Regions from separate parts of the Mus musculus genome. Here region 2 is linked to region 1. A link is a loop called in an ENCODE intact Hi-C map of the cell type or tissue named here. Cell type or tissue: gastrocnemius. All regions are shown on one strand. Links, peaks and the distances in the headings refer to the core of each region. The heading gives the core; the rest is flanking DNA. Region 1 has its middle 69 kb from the start of Fmo9. Region 2 overlaps Fam78b (family with sequence similarity 78, member B).

Region 1 (8,338 bases), core at 167-8,166:
GACTGAGCTATGCTGGTCACCTGACACAATACCATTTTTAGCATCCTTTCTCCCAGTCAAATTGACTCTTTCTTCTTTTTTTCTCTAATGTGTTGAACCCATTTCTAATTTCCACCGTGCCTCAAGTTCACCCTTAAGTTTATACACATCGACACACACTCTGAGTGGTCCTTCAATATGGTATTCATTTTAATTAGCATGAAATGATGGCTTTGACCATTTCTCAAACATGTTTCATGCAGATAAATCATTGTAGCTTGCTCACGATTGCTCCCCACGAGTTACCTTTGCCCACCCTCCACTGGCCCCTACCTCCTTCCAACCAAGTCTGCCTTCTACTTTTGTGTAGTGTTTGTGTGTGTGCGTGAGTATATGTGGGCATGTGTCAGTGTGTGTGAGTGTGTGTGTCTGAGTGTGTCTGAGTGTGTGAGTGGGTGTGTGAGTGGGTGAAAGTCTGTGTGTGAGTGTGTGTGATTGTGTTTGGGTGTGTGAGAGTGTGTGGGGGGGTTGCGAGGGAATGCGTGAATGTGTGTATGTGCCTATGTGAATGTAAATCTAACTTCTTCATATGAGAAAAACACTTTTCTCTCATGTTCTGCTCCTTCACCCTTCCTGTCCCCCGATTCCCCACTACAATACCAACATGTGCAATGCCTGTGGAAGCCGGAGGTCAGCCTTGGATATATTGAATCACTCTTAATTTTTGAGGTGTGGTCTCTTGCTGCACCCTGGGTTCGCTGACTCAGAGAGACTGGCTGGCCAGTTTGCTCTAGGGATCTGCCTGTCTCTACCTCCTAGAACTACAGGTGGATTCCACTCCACTCTGCTTTTTATGTGGGTGCTGGGGATCAGAACTTGGGACTTCATGCTCTCATGACACCACTCTAATAACTGAGCCATCTCCTCAGCCCACGTTTTATTTACATTTACACGTAAGTGTAGATTCTGCATATGAGAGAACATATAACGCTTGAAATTTTTCCATGTAGATTTCATTTAGCTTTCATCTCAAATGTCTATTATGTTCTTAGTTTCTTTGTTTTTGCATATATTTTACACACACACACACACACACACACACACTTTTTAAAACCTGCTTTGCAATTAAATTTTTGTTGTTGAAAGGATGGGTCATCAAATGACCTGCTGTAGATAATAAATGCATATTTGCTAAACATCACTGGACCTGAATAATAGAAGAACATATTGAATATAACAACTATAAAATTATTATATCCATTTATCAAACACTTGTTACCTACTCTATTCCAGATATTATGCTAAGTTAGTGGAGAACAAAATGTAAAGTGCATTGTGAGCCACTAAGGAGCTGAGATTCTAAGGCTGTCTTTGTTGTGGTAAATAGGACCTGTTTACAATTTCTGTCCCGTGTGAGTATGTGTATACACACTCCATGCATCCCAGGGCAGAGACCGAGGACTGGAATCCCTCTCCATTGCTTTTCCTCCTTCCTCACGCTGAAGCCCTGTCGTGGCTAATCTTGGATGTCAATGAGACACATCTGGGAAGAGGGAATCTCAACTGAGGCATAGCTTATTCCAGATTGGCCTGCAGTCCTGTCTGTAGGACATTTTATACTGTTAATTGACATAGAAGGCTCTAGCCCACTATGAGTGGTACCATCCCACCACCTCACTCCAGGCAAACAGGCAGGGATTATATGATAAAGGCACGTGGACTTAAGCCTGGGAGCAAACTAGTAAACAGCCTTCCCCATGGTCTCTGCAAGTTCCTGTGCTGAGTTGCTGCCTTTTGTTGTTGTTGCTGCTGCTGCTGTTGTTTTTGTTGTTGTTTCATGGATAAGGCAGAAGCCAAGTTAACCCTTTTCTCCACAATGGTAATTTTGGTTAGTGCTTTGTTATAATAGAAAAGCAAACTAGAATGGAAATTGACAGCAGTGATTGAACTTGCTGTAATAGACCTGACCACATGGCTTTTATGTCTTAGTTTTAGTGGAGGAACGTGGAGGTTTGGGGAGGGATAGAGTAATAGAAGACCATTGAGTGTTCAGAGCCTGTTATACTGCTGTTGGAACTTAGAAAATACTAGGAAGAGCAATGGAGACAATGGAGAATTGGTTTGTGGCGCTTTCTGGGTGGGAGGAGCAAACACTATCAGGTCTATTTGTGTGGTAATATAATTGACTCAGGAATCTGTGAAAGTGAAGCTTTTACTTTAGTGAGAGAAAGTGGACTTATTGGCTCAATCTGGAACATTGGTCATGATTAATATGAGACCAGCACTGGATGGACAAAGGACAAAGTTAGACTTTTAATAAAGAAATAGAAAACATTCAAAACAGAAATCTTGAAAGAGAACACAGTAAATGAATTAAAAAACAATAGAAGTGTTTAAAAGCAGACTGTAGTAGGCAGAAGAAATAATTATTCAAGTTGAACACAAAGCATTTTCAATTATCCAATAAGAGCAGAATAAAAGGAAAACAATAATAAAGATGACTTGAGGTTCTTATGGAGTACTATTCAATGTATGTCATTAGAGTCTTAGCAGAGAAGAGGAAAGCGACCGAAGGCTTTATTCAGAGAACTGATGGCTGGAAAATCCTCATATGTAGATTAGGAACTGAAAACCAGATGCAGAAAACCCAAATGATCTCAAATAAGATGAACCCCTCAAATGCGCATGCTAACTGAAACTGAGCAAAGTTGGATTTGGTGGCATAAGGCAAAACAGGGGAATATCCAAGAGAAACAAAGAGGGCATTACGGAGAAAGAAAAGGGTCAACCCATAACAAAGATATAACAATTACATACATAATTATATTATACATATATAATTATATGTATAAATGATATATTTGTATATGTAAATATACCTTTATATGTATAATAATTATATATGTATGTATGTACACACACACACACACACACGCTGAAATATCAGAGAACCTAGACATCCAGAACAAACACAGATGTCAGAGAAAGAATAAATGGAGGTCACATGACAACAGCAGGCAATGTTCATTTCCTCTCTTGATTAATAGAAAGAGTAACTAGCCTGTAGTGAAATTTATAGAAATCTTCAAATGGTTTGTATTTTATCCATCCTACAACTTTACCGAAAATAAGTTTATCAACTTAAATATTCTTTTTATTTTGATGAAGCTTAAAAGACTATTATAAGACCTTGTGCCAGTAAATAGAGACAAACTCACTTCCTCTCGTGTGCTTTACAAACCCCCTATCTACTTTTCAGCCTACTTGCTTTTGCTAAGACTTGCAGAATGTTTGCTGGATGGAAGTGCGGAGAGCTGGGTTTCTTGTCTGGTCTCCAGCCACTGATGGGAAGACCCTCAGCTTCTCACCCTTGACCCTCAGCTTCTCACCCTGACCCTCAGCTTCTCACCCTTGACCCTCAGCTTCTCACCCTTGACCCTCAGCTTCTCACCCTGACCCTCAGCTTCTCACCCTGACCCTCAGCTTCTCACCCTGACCCTCAGCTTCTCACCCTTGACCCTCAGCTTCTCACCCTTGACCCTCAGCTTCTCACCCTTGACCCTCAGCTTCTCACCCTTGACCCTCAGCTTCTCACCCTGACCCTCAGCTTCTCACCCTTTACCCTCAGCTTCTCACCCTTGACCCTCGGCTTCTCACCCTTGACCCTCAGCTTCTCACCCTTGTGTTGTCAAGCATGAGCTGAGGGTATCTGTAGTCAATTGTGCTTTATTAATCCTCATAGACATTGTTTGCTGCAATTTCCTAATATTGCAAAAAAAGATGTTGAATTTTATCAAAAGCTTTCTTTCTGCACCCACTAAAATGATCAAGTAATGTATTTGAAAGTCCATCATTTTTTAATGTGCTGTAAATATGTTTATTGATTTAAGTATCTTTAGTCATTCTTGAATCCCAGAAATAGATTTGTTCATGATGTGTGATCTTTTTAATGTGTTGTGGGATTTAGTGTGCTATTTGTTGAGGATTTTTTTCGTTCACATTAATCAGAGAACTATCACATTCTTTTTCTTGGGCTGTCATTGTCTGGTTTTTGTATCACAGTAATTCTGGCTTTAATAAAAGTGAGCTTGAGAGTGTTCTCTTTTTCCCTGTGTTTCTGGACCAGTTGAAGAAAGATTGGCAGTGACTCTTCTCTAAGCGTTTGGTGGAAGTTGCCAGCAAAACCATCTGGTCCCAGGCTTTCCTTTGTTAGAAAATTTTTGACTACTGATTTAATCTCCATACTCATTACCAGTCTGTCCCGACTTTCCATTTCTTCATGATTAATTCTTCTGAGGTTGTGCATTCTAGGAGTTGACTGAGTTCTTCTAGATTAACCAGTGTGTTCACGCTCAGCTCTTACCATTGTATGCCGGATATCTTGCCTCTCTCTCCCCCTTTTTTTAGCTAGTCTAGCTAAGGGTTTAATAGTTCTCTTCAGTGTTTATTTAAATCTTATTTTATTGGCTTTTTTGTATTATTTTTTAATTCTGTATTTTGTTTATTTCTACTCTAAATCTCTGATAACACACTCATTATAATAACATCCAGTTTAGATTTTTCTTAATTTTCGAATCCTTTGAGGTGTAAAGTTATTTTTTTTTATTTGACACACTTCCTTTTGAATGTAGGTTTTTGTCACTATAAAATTGTGTTACAGATTGAGTATACCTTATGCTTGGAACCAGAAGTGTTTAGGGTTTTCAAATAATTCAGAGTTTGGAATATATAATGAGATATCCTGGGAATGGGACCCAAGTCTAAACACAGAATTCACTTCTGTGTTATGTACACATAAGCTGTGACTAATTTCATACAGTACTTTTAGTGTTGCTGTGTTTCACTGTGACCTGTCACGTGGAGTCAGGTGCGGAGTTTTTCACGTGTGACATCAGGCTGGTATTCAGGGTTTTGAGGGCTTTGGCTTTGGGTTTTCAGATTAAGGATGCTCAAATTGTATGGCCTTTCCTGCCCCACAGTGGCTTCCCTGTTGTGCTGTCATTTGCGTTTGTAACATGGAACTCCTGACTTCCACTTTGGTTTCTTCTTTGACATGTTCCTTATTTGAATGTGTGCAGTGGGTTTCTGGGTGGTTTAACTTCTTCTAATTTGTGATGTCTAGGTTTCTCTCAGATACTGAATTATAGCTTGATTTCCTCGTGGTAAAGACTCCTTGTAGAATTTCAGTCTATTTAATTTTGTTAAGGCCTGTCTTAGAGAATGCTTACCCACATGCTAACAGAAACTATGTGATAAAGAAATCAAGAAAATAACTCTTCTAACAATATTATCAAAAATAAAATAAAGTACGTGGAAGCAGATATAGCCAGTGAGATGAAAGTGTTCTACCATGAAAATGATAGAATATTGGTGAAGGAAACTGGCGGTGACCCAGGTGACCAGAAAGATGTCCAGCAGGGCTGCTACTATTCCCATGTCTCTACTAGTCAGAGATTTACACATTTAATGACATTCCTATCATGATGTCATCTTTCTGATAAATTTTTAAAAAATCCTTCAATTCATATTAAACAAGAGAACTTTCAAATATATACAAAGCATTCTTGATTTAAGCAAATAAACAAACAGCCGAAAAGTCCATTAGTGATGAATAGTGCTCTGACCCCCCTAACAGGCTCATGGACTAGAGGCTTGGTTGCTTGGAGGAAATCATTGGGTTAAAATATGTTTTAACCTTACCAGGAGATTAGTCTGTGGATAGAATCCTAAATTGGTGGCATTGTTGGGGGAGAGGGCCTAATTAGAAGATACAGGTCCTAGAAATGAGACCCTCTGATCAGAAACTTCTGAAGCCCTGAGGTAAAAAAAAATATATATATATATATATATGTATATATATATATATATATATATACATATATAATTATACATTCTCAGAGGTCATACACTAAGTAAAACAGTTTTTAAAATTATATATATATGTGTGTGTGTATATATATATATGTGTATATATATATATATATATATATATATATATATGTGCACATACATACATCTCAGCATACTATTTCATTGTGCCCTGGAGAGATGGCTCGGCAGGTAAGAGCATTGACTGCTCTTCCAAAGGTCCTGAGTTCAAATCCCAACAACCACATGGTGGCTCACAACCACCCATAATGAGATCTGACTCCCTCTTCTGGTGCGTCTAAAGTCAGCTACAGTGTACTTATGTATAATAATAAATAAATCTTTGGGCCGGAAGTAGAAGGGACTGAGCAAACAGAATTGACTGCTGGAGAGAGTGGGGTTGACTGGAGTGAGCAGAGGTCCTAAAATTCAATTTCCAACAACCACATGAAGACTCACAACCATCTGCACAGCTACAGAGTACTCACATATATAAATAAATAAATCTTTTAAAAAAAAGACCTAGAAAATTCTGCTTTTGTGACAGGTGAATCCACTACTCTGAAATAAATAATGCTCAGAGCTACAAATACTACATGGTGTCCCTTGGGTGTGGGATCTAAAAACATCTATCGCAGCTGAAGGCAGGGGCTAGAAAGGAAGTGTTTATCCAAGGCACAAAGCTTTGCATTCTGATCATCTCAGGCCCAGCACAATGATGACAGTTAATAATAAACAGTGGGATCTTAAATATTCTGACCACAAAATGACAAATAGTTAGGATCAGAACAGTAGTAAGCCCTTGATAAACAATTGCAGAAGGTTAGCTAGTGTTTCTTTTATCCTTAGGTATGTTAACAAAAGCCCCCAAATTAATGACATAGGGCAATACCCACCCAGTTATGCTTATGGTTCTGTGAGTCTATAAACTAGATGGTGAAAGATGGGAAGCGATACCTGGGAAAGCCAGAGTTTAGTGTTGTCTCTAGAGTTCTGGGCTGGGAGCATCTAAAGGTTTCTTTACTCCCGGGTCTGGTGACTAGTACTGGTTCCTGGCTAGAAGCTATGCAGGAGCTGTTGGCCAAATACCTCTACAGCGCCTCTCCATATGGCTGCTTGGCTTTCTCTCAGCATAATGGCTGGCTTCCACTGCATAGGAATTGGAAACAAGTTTCTTTTTCTTCCCCTATTTTAGAATGTACCCATCACTTGATGCATTAGTTTTTATTTCATTTTTATAATTTCACATCTGAGTACTTCTTTTTCCTATTTGTATTCCTTTAATTTCCTCCCCTTACCCTATTGCTTTAGTTAGTGCTTTGAGCACCGTGATGAAAGGAATGGGTGGGGATGGTGGATGAGGCTGTCTCAGTCCTGATTTTGATGAGATCGCTTCCAATTTTTTTCTCCATTTAGGGTGGTGTTGCCCGAGGGTTTGCCATAGAAAGCTTCTGTTATGTTGAAGCATGCTCCTTCCAGTACTACACTCTTTAGGGCTTTTATTTTGAAGGCATGTTGAATTTTGTCAAAAGTCTTTTCTGCATCTATTGAGATGACTGTGTTTAAAAATCAGATTCTAATCAAGGATCATAGCACACAAGTTAAAAAACTACAGATATATGGATATCAGAACAAACCTCATATTCACAATCATGGACAAAGAAGGAAGAGGATTGGCCATGCATTCTCTCAGAAGAGGAAAGAAACTTTACTCCTAGCCCAGGAGAGAGTCATTACTCCCAGCACCTACTACTTGGTATTGAAGCACCTATCTGGATGCTGGGACGAAGAAGGAGACATGTAGTAGATGCTATTTTGAAAAATATACTAGAAAGAAACACTTTTGCCACTATAATTCTACTTTGGTGTCTTATTCATATTTTCTATAGGTTTGTTATTTCCATTATTAGTCTAAAATTAGATTTGAAATTCTCCATTTGCCTTTTAATCCATAGGCTAAACCATGTGGAGTTCTGTGAATTATATTATGCAGTCTTGCTACGTGGTTCTAAAATGTAATCTCTTCTTGGCCTCAGAATGGCATCATTTATTACAAAAGACCATAAGTTAAGTTTTAAAATGTTGGCATAGTAGTTACAAATTCACTTTATGACATTATTATTATGGTTGCTGTGTTTATGTTCATTTCATACGTGGGCAGGTGTGTATGCCTGAGTGTATGTATGCAGAGGCCAGGGAAGTATTTGAGTTTCTTTTGTTGCTCTCTGCCTTATTCCCTTGAGATGGGTTCTCTAACTAAACCAGAAACTCATTATCTTGGCTAAGCTGGCTGGTCATTAAGCTCCTCGAATCCAACTCTCTCCATTCCCCCAGTGCTGGATTTACAGGCTTGCATAGTCATGCTGGGCATTGTTAATGCTGGTGCTTGGCATTCAAACTCAGGTCTTCATATTTACATAATAAACATTCTATCTACTGAGTGATCTTCCCCTCCTTTTTTAATAGATTCATTTTAAAGCATTATCCACTG
Region 2 (8,338 bases), core at 49-8,048, 280 kb after region 1:
AGAGAATGAGGAGGGGACAGGACTAGGAGACAGAGCAAGAGTGAACCACCCTAGACTGAGGAACCCTGGGAGAATCCTCATCTGTAGTTGGATGCCCTACGGCCATCAGCGGCTTCTTTAAGGAGATGGAAGTCTAGGAAGTGTTCCAAGTTCCAGCTATGAATCCATCCTCACTGAACAGGTCTGGGACACTCGGCCTAAGAGCAGGGGAGAACAGGAAAGAGGGATCCTACCCTGATAGAAGTGTTCTCATCCTACCATACACTTTTACCTGAAACTGCATAGAACCAGATGCCTCAGGGGAAGTGGGATCATTTTGGAGGCTTACCTTGATTTCCTCTTGGGCTCTTATACACAGGGCTATAGAGTAGAATCCTGTAGGTATGCAATAGGTACAACTGAGGCAGAGTCTACCGCCCCAGATGCCTGACATCCTGCAATGCCCTGTATCTTGTACAGCTGCCTGTCTTTATTATTTTCCCATCTATGGTTAATGTCATGGCACAACAGTATGGATGTGGGCTAGTTTTAAATCATGTCTTCTGGTGCTTGAAGCTATTATTTATAAAATAGGTTGGACAAGAAAAAGGAAATAGGTCAAAAGGTGACATCTATGGAATTATTAGCCCTCTTCTTGTCTGGGTCAGACATGGATAATCAATCACCGCACACTATGCGAGTCCAATACATCTTGAGTCCTCGGTAAACACCTTCCAGGAGTCAGCAATCCTTGCTGAGCATCAGTTCTCACGTGAAGCAAAAATGCTTGCTATCCCTCAGCTAGCTGTTCGCATTCTTTTCCAGGCTAGCATTCTAGCCTTAGACAACTAGCTTCCTTCCTTTCCGGCCTCACACTTTCTCCAGGTCAGTCTAGAACACTCCTATCCAGTCCTTCAGAAGAAAAACAAAACAGCCTGACAGCGAGAAGACCTCAGGTCAGCCTCCTTTTCTGGCCATCATAAACTTAGTTTCCTTGCGTTGGATGGATGGATGTAGTTGGGGGAAGTACATAGTTATGGTGGATAAGTTATTTTCTAAACTGGAAAGTGCAGTTTTGGTCTTTCTCTTGGCAGACCTCATTATGTACTCAGTCTGTGCCGGGCATTGTGCTAACAAACGAGGACTTAAGATCCTCCCCAAACCTCTAGATCCAGATTATTCTAGGGATGGTAGGGACGAGCAGGTGCCTGGAGCATGGACCACTGGGCAGACCATGTTGTCACCATCTTCCTTTTGGCGGGCCCTCTTGCTCCTCTTCCTTTTCTTATCTGCTCTTTGCTTCTTTAGCATTTGCTTTGTTTTGTTGGTAAAGTGGTGCTGCTTAAAAGAGGAGAACAGAAGGGTCTGACTCTTAATGACTCTGGGTCTGAGAACTGGCAGGGGCAGTAGCAGCTGAGAGGACAGAGATGAGGCCTCTGAAGACAGCTGCCCTGCTCCCCTCATCAGAGCTCGGGCTCACAGAAGCCAGCACACAGCGAGAAGTCCTCTTCCCCAGCCCTCGCCCTGTCCCTGCAGGCTCCGGCTTTCCATTCCCAGGCTCTGTGAAGATTAACGTGTCATCTTTAAAGCACTTGGCACTCCTTGGGAAAAGCCATGCTGTGAATTCAGGCATCGCTAAAAGATTGAACTCTTATTAAGTCCCCGACGCCCTGCGTGCATCCGAATCCTTCCAGCCTTTGCTGTTACATCTCCAGTGTCCTGGGTTGGTTCCCAGCTGGTCCTATAGACAAGCAAATTACTGGCAGGCTCTGGTTAAGACACTGTACTTAGCACACCTAGAGAAGTGAGTGACAAGGCTCCTTTTAAAAGGCTGTTGGAAATGAGGCTTGCCACACTCCTGCATCCTCTCTACTCCGTCTTGAGAATGCAGCGGCCTCATGGGACTTCATAGGTCTTGGGGAACTAGATCTCTTAATATGCCCAAAACCAACCTCGGATAATAGGCTTTCTGTATACTGGTTCCAAAATACTTAGATGTTAACCTTTGTTCTCTCTCTCTCTCTCTCTCTCTCTCACACACACACACACACACACACACACACACACACACACACACACAAACCAGAATGTGTCTGTTTGGTGAGGAGAAGCTCATCTCGGCCTTGGCTTCCCTTCTCCCCTTGGCAAAGTGGTAGTATAGAGTTTCACACCCTGTTCCTGCAGCTGTGTTGGGTGAGGCAGGGAATCAGTACCAGACCCATGACGGAAAATGTTCCATCAGGAATCCACTCTGGCTTGGTTCCTCCTTCATCCCTTTTCTCGCCTGGCTGCAAAAGAAGACTTAAGAATGCCACCTGACTGCCCTGTCTTTCCCTCAATAAAGAGAACATCCTCACCCAATATGCCTCTTGCTATTGAGCAGAGCAGACCAACAACCGAGACTTAACTCCTCCGTGGGTGAAAGAAAACTTTATGAGGAGGGAGGCTTGAAATCCAGCGGCCTTTCCTCAGGATGGTAGCTCCTGGCATTCCATCTGCCCTCTTAAGATACTAGAGTCAGTCAGCTCTACCCAGCATAGACCAGAGTGGGGTTGTTCTGAGAGCATTAAACTCTGAAAACAAAAGAATTCATTTTCAGGAATCACTGCTGGTATATTTTAGCTGTAGTCTCTGGATCGCTGCCCGACCTAGTGTGACCTCGGTGCCACCCTAGTATCACTTTTGCGTTTTCTCTTTGAGAGATAAACCAGACCCATACAGGTGTCTAAAGCAAATTCCTACTGAAGTCGGTTCTAAGTGCAAACCAGCTGGGGGAGAGTTACAGTGTAAATGGACTGAACTTTTCCAGGGCACTTGTTGAAACCTCAAAATTGGCCTAATTAATGTGTTTGCATAGTATTATGCCTGTTTTCATTGTCGGCTTAATTAGCTTCTTTAAAAATAATTCCTCAGGTGAAGGATGTTAATGGCTTCACATCCTGCCCTGCTGCGCAAAGCCGGAGAGCTCCATAGTTTTAGGGCCGAATAGGAAGAAGTAGTACTTTACGCTGCGGGTAGTCAGCGTGTGAGAATCGTTACTCTAAGAAACAGTATGGGCTGGAGTTATAAATAGATCCCAGGAATGAACTTTCGGAGAAAGTCACAGATGACAGATGTAAACTGGGTTATTAAAGGAGACTCAGGACGTTCCCTACATTTTTAAAGTTAACATTGTAGACAAGCCACCTGTATTCTCCCAGGACAATCCTGATGCTACCCTCAGAGACAGTGGGAGGTAGTGACTGCTGTCTGACCTACTGAGCTGTTTCAAGATATTCATGCTCCGTTCTTTTTTAAGCCCGTTTAGTCGCTGTACTCTGCTCACTCTCACTGTCTTTGTCTCCCCTTCAGTGTGCTAATCTTTTAAGTGGGCACTTCTTCAGAACTCTGAAATGACTTCAGAATGTTAAGAATGGTTGGCCTAACCATAAGACAGGGAACTCAAGCTCAAATTCTGTCTCTGCCACTAACTAGTGGCCAGATTAATACCCGTTCCCCATCTGGGCTTCACTACTCATTACGCCCTTCCTACCACTTTATTATAAAAAGAGAGGTGTGAATTCAATGGATCCCACTGGTGACTAAAGTCTGACTCAGTCAGTGTTACATGCACTCATTCAGAGACCCCTGAGATGGAAAGATTGTCACCAACAGGGACAGCATATCGAAATGAAGTAGCATGGGAGAGTCAGAGCCTGCACCCCAGAGCTGTGAAGAGACGCATTCTAATTAAGTCAACCAAAGTCAGCAGTGGACTGCATTCTAACCCCTGAAAGTGAAATGCAATGTCCCATATTGTGTCTAAGTTCAGCTTTCTTTTTTTTTTTTTTCAAGATTGCTCTTGAAAAGTTGCTCGCCTTTTAATTAATCACTGGGATTCAATACACATTTGTGGATGACCTTAAGGTGAAACATTGTTGCAGTTTAGTTTGTATTGCAGCCACCTGCTGGTGGAGTATGCAAATTGCAGGTTCTTTTAAAGAATTACCTCTTTTTTTTTTTTTTAATTGACTGGGACTGACCAATGTCTTTAAGGTTCCTCTCAGAAACCTATACAGCAACATTCATCCTTCATGCTATGAGCCTTCCCAACCAGCTCTGGGGGAAAGCCCAAAGCAACACTTAACAAGGAAGTCTCTGACACTGCTGTGCAGCTGCAGATTGGGGCCACAGCTGGGCTAAGCCCAGCCCTTGTGCACACCCAAGAAGCGTAGCAAAGGAACAGGTCCAACCCCTAGTGGAAAGCTTGCTCTTCGGAAGAAAAAGAACCGCTCTACCACCCTCACTGAGTAAGCAGGGACCCTCAACGACACAACCTCTTTAATAAGCAACCCACTCCTTGCGTGTTTAACAGAGGCTCCAGTTCTCACAGATTTCAGTGACCTGAGACCGGCCACACAGCTTGCTCCCACACCCCAGGAAGCCTAACTAAGCCAGTGGCAACTTCACAAACTTTTACCTCTCAGCATCTTGGATGGTCATTACATACCAGGAAGCAACTCCTTCTTTGTGTTGAGCTGGTAGCATAACTGCACATTATTTCAAAATAATCCAGAGTGATACAGAACAGAGCTAACTTGATTGGTTCTCCTAATTGGGGGGAGGGGGTTGGAGTGGTTTTTTTTTTATAGTGCTTCCTTCACAGAAGACTGGAGGAAGGTGACTTTTGAACTTTGGGACTTCATCCAAACATGAGAATCTTTGCCTAATTAGGTAAAGGACAACAGGACAACAACGATTAGGTAGAGAGCAATCAGGGCGCTGGAGGAAATCTCCATTAAGAAGGATGCTACATGGAGAAGCCCTCGTTCTGATGACTGGCCCTCCCAGCACAAGTGAGCTGTGTGTACTCTCTAGTCTAAGTTCTCCACAAGCGCCTCACTTGCTCCCTAGCGATGCTGGAAGTAAAAAATGCAGAGGAAGTTAAATGACTTACCCAGTGTCCTTGTGTTAAATCACATCCCTGGATTTTGAGCTTAGGCAATGTTAGCCAAGCTCAGTGTAGCCTGATAGTAACAGTGTGAGTTTTCTGTGGATGGGAAGGTATGGTTAGATTGACCTCAGAGTAACAAATACAGAACAAAGTATCCTTAAGTTATTTATGTGAATGCTTGTTATACAGTAGCCATGACAGGGTATCACCAACCCCATCATATTCATTGTATGATAATTGTGCTTCCTGGTGATGGCTGACACCTGCTCCGTCTTTGTAGCCTGCTCTTGCTGTAGAGAAATTTTCTGACAAGTCGGGGACTTTCGTTTGTTGTTAGTTTTGTTTTGTTGTTTTGTTGAGACAGAGTCTCACTTACATCCCCGGCTGGCTTGGACCTTGCTATGTAGACCAGGCTCTTCCTAAAGTCACAGAGATCTGCTTGCCTCTGCTTCCAGAGGTCTGGGATCAAAGCCATGCAAAGCCATGCCCAACTTGTGACAATGTTTTTTAATTGGCTTGGGGGTGGGGTCTCTGCTTTGGTTTTACTCTCTTCCTGGTTTTCTGCCTCAGGTGAAAGCAGAAGTCCTTATCTGCGGAGCTCTTTCACTGCACTGAAAGTCCCTACCATTTGGGGGCACAGGATGTTCCAAGTTACATTGGGTACCCTGCTGGGGCTTGTTCCTGTGGTTTCAGCTCACACCCTGCAATTAGCACACAGCAGAACCTCCTTCTTGGTTTCATAAAACATAATAAGAGCTTGGAACTTTCCAATTAGAACATTTTTTAGTGTCCCTTAGAAGTCATCCAAATCACCCTGAACCCCAGCGATATTGTGCCATTTTAGACGATTCTCAGCAAACTCAAGTGCAGCATGAATCTAACTCCTGCCCACCAGAGCCTCTCGAGACACCTCCCGTAGATCCAAATGGCTGCCTTGCAGATCCTAAGACATGTTCGTGACCCTCCGTCTCTTCTTTCACATACCAGTCCTCACAACAAAGTCACTTGTGCTGGAGGCCCAATTCTCCATCCTTTGGAGGGATTTTCCTTTCTCTGGCCTCTCCTCCACATGGACCAGAACAGTTGCTTCAACCCTGGAGCAGCCTTACCTGGCCCACTACGGTGAGGCTTAGCTGTGTTCTAGGCCTCCAGTATGGCCATCATCACTGTCTTGTTCTAATGTAAAGGAGCTATAACACACATACTCAGAGGAGCTGGTAGGCCACGTTACTCTGCCTGCACCCTGCCACCAAGCTGAACAGTGACAGCATTCTTTATCAGGTGTGACACTTCTTGGTTCCTGCTGTGACATCTGGTTATGCAGGTGGACACATGACCTAGAAGGAAAACCACTACTCAGAGAATTAAAGCAGTAAGGATTAGACCTCGTTCTCACTCCTGTTAGCTGTTATCCTGAGAACGATGTGTAACTGTGCCTTGGCTTCTTTACATGGGCTGAAGCTAATGGCTACTTTACATTAATTCAGGTTTTCTTGCCAATGCCATTACTGACATTTTGACCTGTCAGCTGTCCTGTGTGAGCATTGTCAGATGCTCAGCAGCATCTCTGACTACTCCCAATAATGCAAGTAGCATCTCCCAGGTGTGACAGTGAAACTGTCTCCTGATTTTCCCAAGTGTTCCCCTGGTAGTAAGGCTGCCCCAGGTTGACTGTCCTGACTCATAGGTTTAGCAAGATACATCATTCATTCTCCATGTGAGGAAATCCAGCCTGGTGGTTTCCTCCACTCCTTCCTCCTCCTCGTCTTCCTTCTCTTCTTCCTCTTCCTACTCCTTTTTCTCCTCTTCTACCTCTTCCTCCATCATCTTAGTTTCCTCTTATTTGTCTGCACTGGTGTAAAAGCAAGAAGAAGAGACGGCACTTTTCATACCACATCCTTCCATGGTCCAGAAAGTAACTTGCTAAGCCTCTGCGTTATACAATTCGAGGAAGCTTCTCTCTTTTAATGTATTTAAGAGCTACTGTGTGTGAAGAGTCACAAAGTGATGGTGCCCTTTTCCCAGCTGATGCGTTCTTGTGGGAGGAATATTTAAGCACAGAAATGACTAGAATACAATGTGCGCAGACGTAAGACCAACCGTACCTTTACTCGGGTAGCAGAAAGGTGGAGAAAGATGATGTTTGAGATGGGCACTGAGGGTAAAGCAGGATTTTAGCAGGCAGAGCTAGGCAGTATAGCCTGAAGGTGGTTGAGGCAGAAGAGTAACATGGTCTGGGGTAGAGAGCACTAGAAGAGAAGGCAGTGGGGTAGCGGTGGGGTGGGGCAGACCTTGTGGTCAGTTTATGAATGCACCGGATGCCAGGTTTGCACAGTGTGCTTATGGGAGATGGTGTCTGAGCAGTGGACTGGCACGGTCAGAACTCTGTCTGCTGGGAAGGAGGAGCTGAACGAGTAAGGATGTGGGAGGCCAGTTATAACAACGCAGTGAGCACTGGACTAGCAGGGGCAGCAAAGACTAGCCAGGAGAGGGGAACAGCATCAGGGTTGGAGAAGGGTAAAGAATGGGGAGGCAGCAGGGGTAGGATTACAATCTGAGTCCCTGAGAAAGTGGTTTCCATTAATAGAACCGTAAGCGAAAAGAGTGAGGAGTCAGGAACTTTAAGCACTGGACAAGCGCCAGGGAAGAGCATTAGACTGGAAGTTTTCTGGACTTTTCCACACCCATGTCTGAAAGGTCGCCTGTACTTCCTGTGTGGGAGCTCAGGGGGTTTTCCTCCGAGATTTGTTGTTGCCTGGGAGACAGGCTTCTCAATTCTATTTATCTTTTGAAAGAGGAGATAGAGGCAGGACCCTCAAGAAGTACCATTCAGGGTTCCTTTTGTTGTTGCTGCTGTTATATTTCGTGGAGAACAGCTCACCTCGGTCTCCTGCTCACTCTGAGTACAAAGAACCAGAGTCCAGGTCTCCCTGAGTTGACAGCGGGACAGAGTTGTGGTGTGTGTATGCCATAGGCTGGCATTCCCTCATGTTCTAGCAGCACATCAGGATGCTCTGAGTCTGTAACCCCAGGAAAGCATCCCCAGCAGGGACCTCTAGGCACTCAGTTGCTACAGTTGGCCTTCCCACTCTGTTCACACAGCCAGAGAGCATGGCATGGACTGGACTGCAGAGAGAGTGAGCAGGATCCCATGCTGTGCTCTCTCAAAAGGCTCACATCCTTCCCAGGGACTCCTTGGTCACATTTCCATCCTGTCTTCTCCATAGGTGACTTGATTTTCATCCATTACTGTCCCCAGGATCACCTTGCCTCATCCCTCCCCCACTCTCTTTTTATTGTTTCATGCCAACACTCCACGCCATTACAATGGCTCCTTAAATACACAGAAGAAGAGGCATCCGAGTGAAAACTCCCAAACACCCACCCATCATCCACCCTATATCCATACTTACTCTCCAGTATTTA

The links. Hi-C counts contacts between places; a loop is a spot of excess contacts. Peaks named below come from ENCODE experiments on the same cell type or tissue, not always from the same donor. Only the 100,000 strongest peaks of a DNase experiment are listed, where the experiment ranks them.
Region 2: a loop joins it to region 1, with 2.4 times the contacts of the local background. A loop is called at or near these places in 4 of 42 quality-filtered maps.

Annotation. Positions count from the first base shown.
Region 1 is chr1:166,746,257-166,754,594 of GRCm38, forward strand. No RefSeq gene overlaps it. Among named protein-coding and RNA genes, the nearest start is that of Fmo9, 69 kb to the left of the region's middle. In gastrocnemius, for the core only: no CTCF peak of the experiment used is centred there; DNase peaks (open chromatin) are centred at 4,162, 4,929, 5,370 and 6,947.
Region 2 is chr1:167,030,714-167,039,051 of GRCm38, forward strand. All of the region lies in intron 1 of Fam78b (family with sequence similarity 78, member B), which reads left to right. Among named protein-coding and RNA genes, the nearest start is that of Fam78b, 33 kb to the left of the region's middle. In gastrocnemius, for the core only: a CTCF peak has its summit at 3,923 (motif pointing left); a DNase peak (open chromatin) is centred at 1,567; H3K27ac peaks cover 259 bases.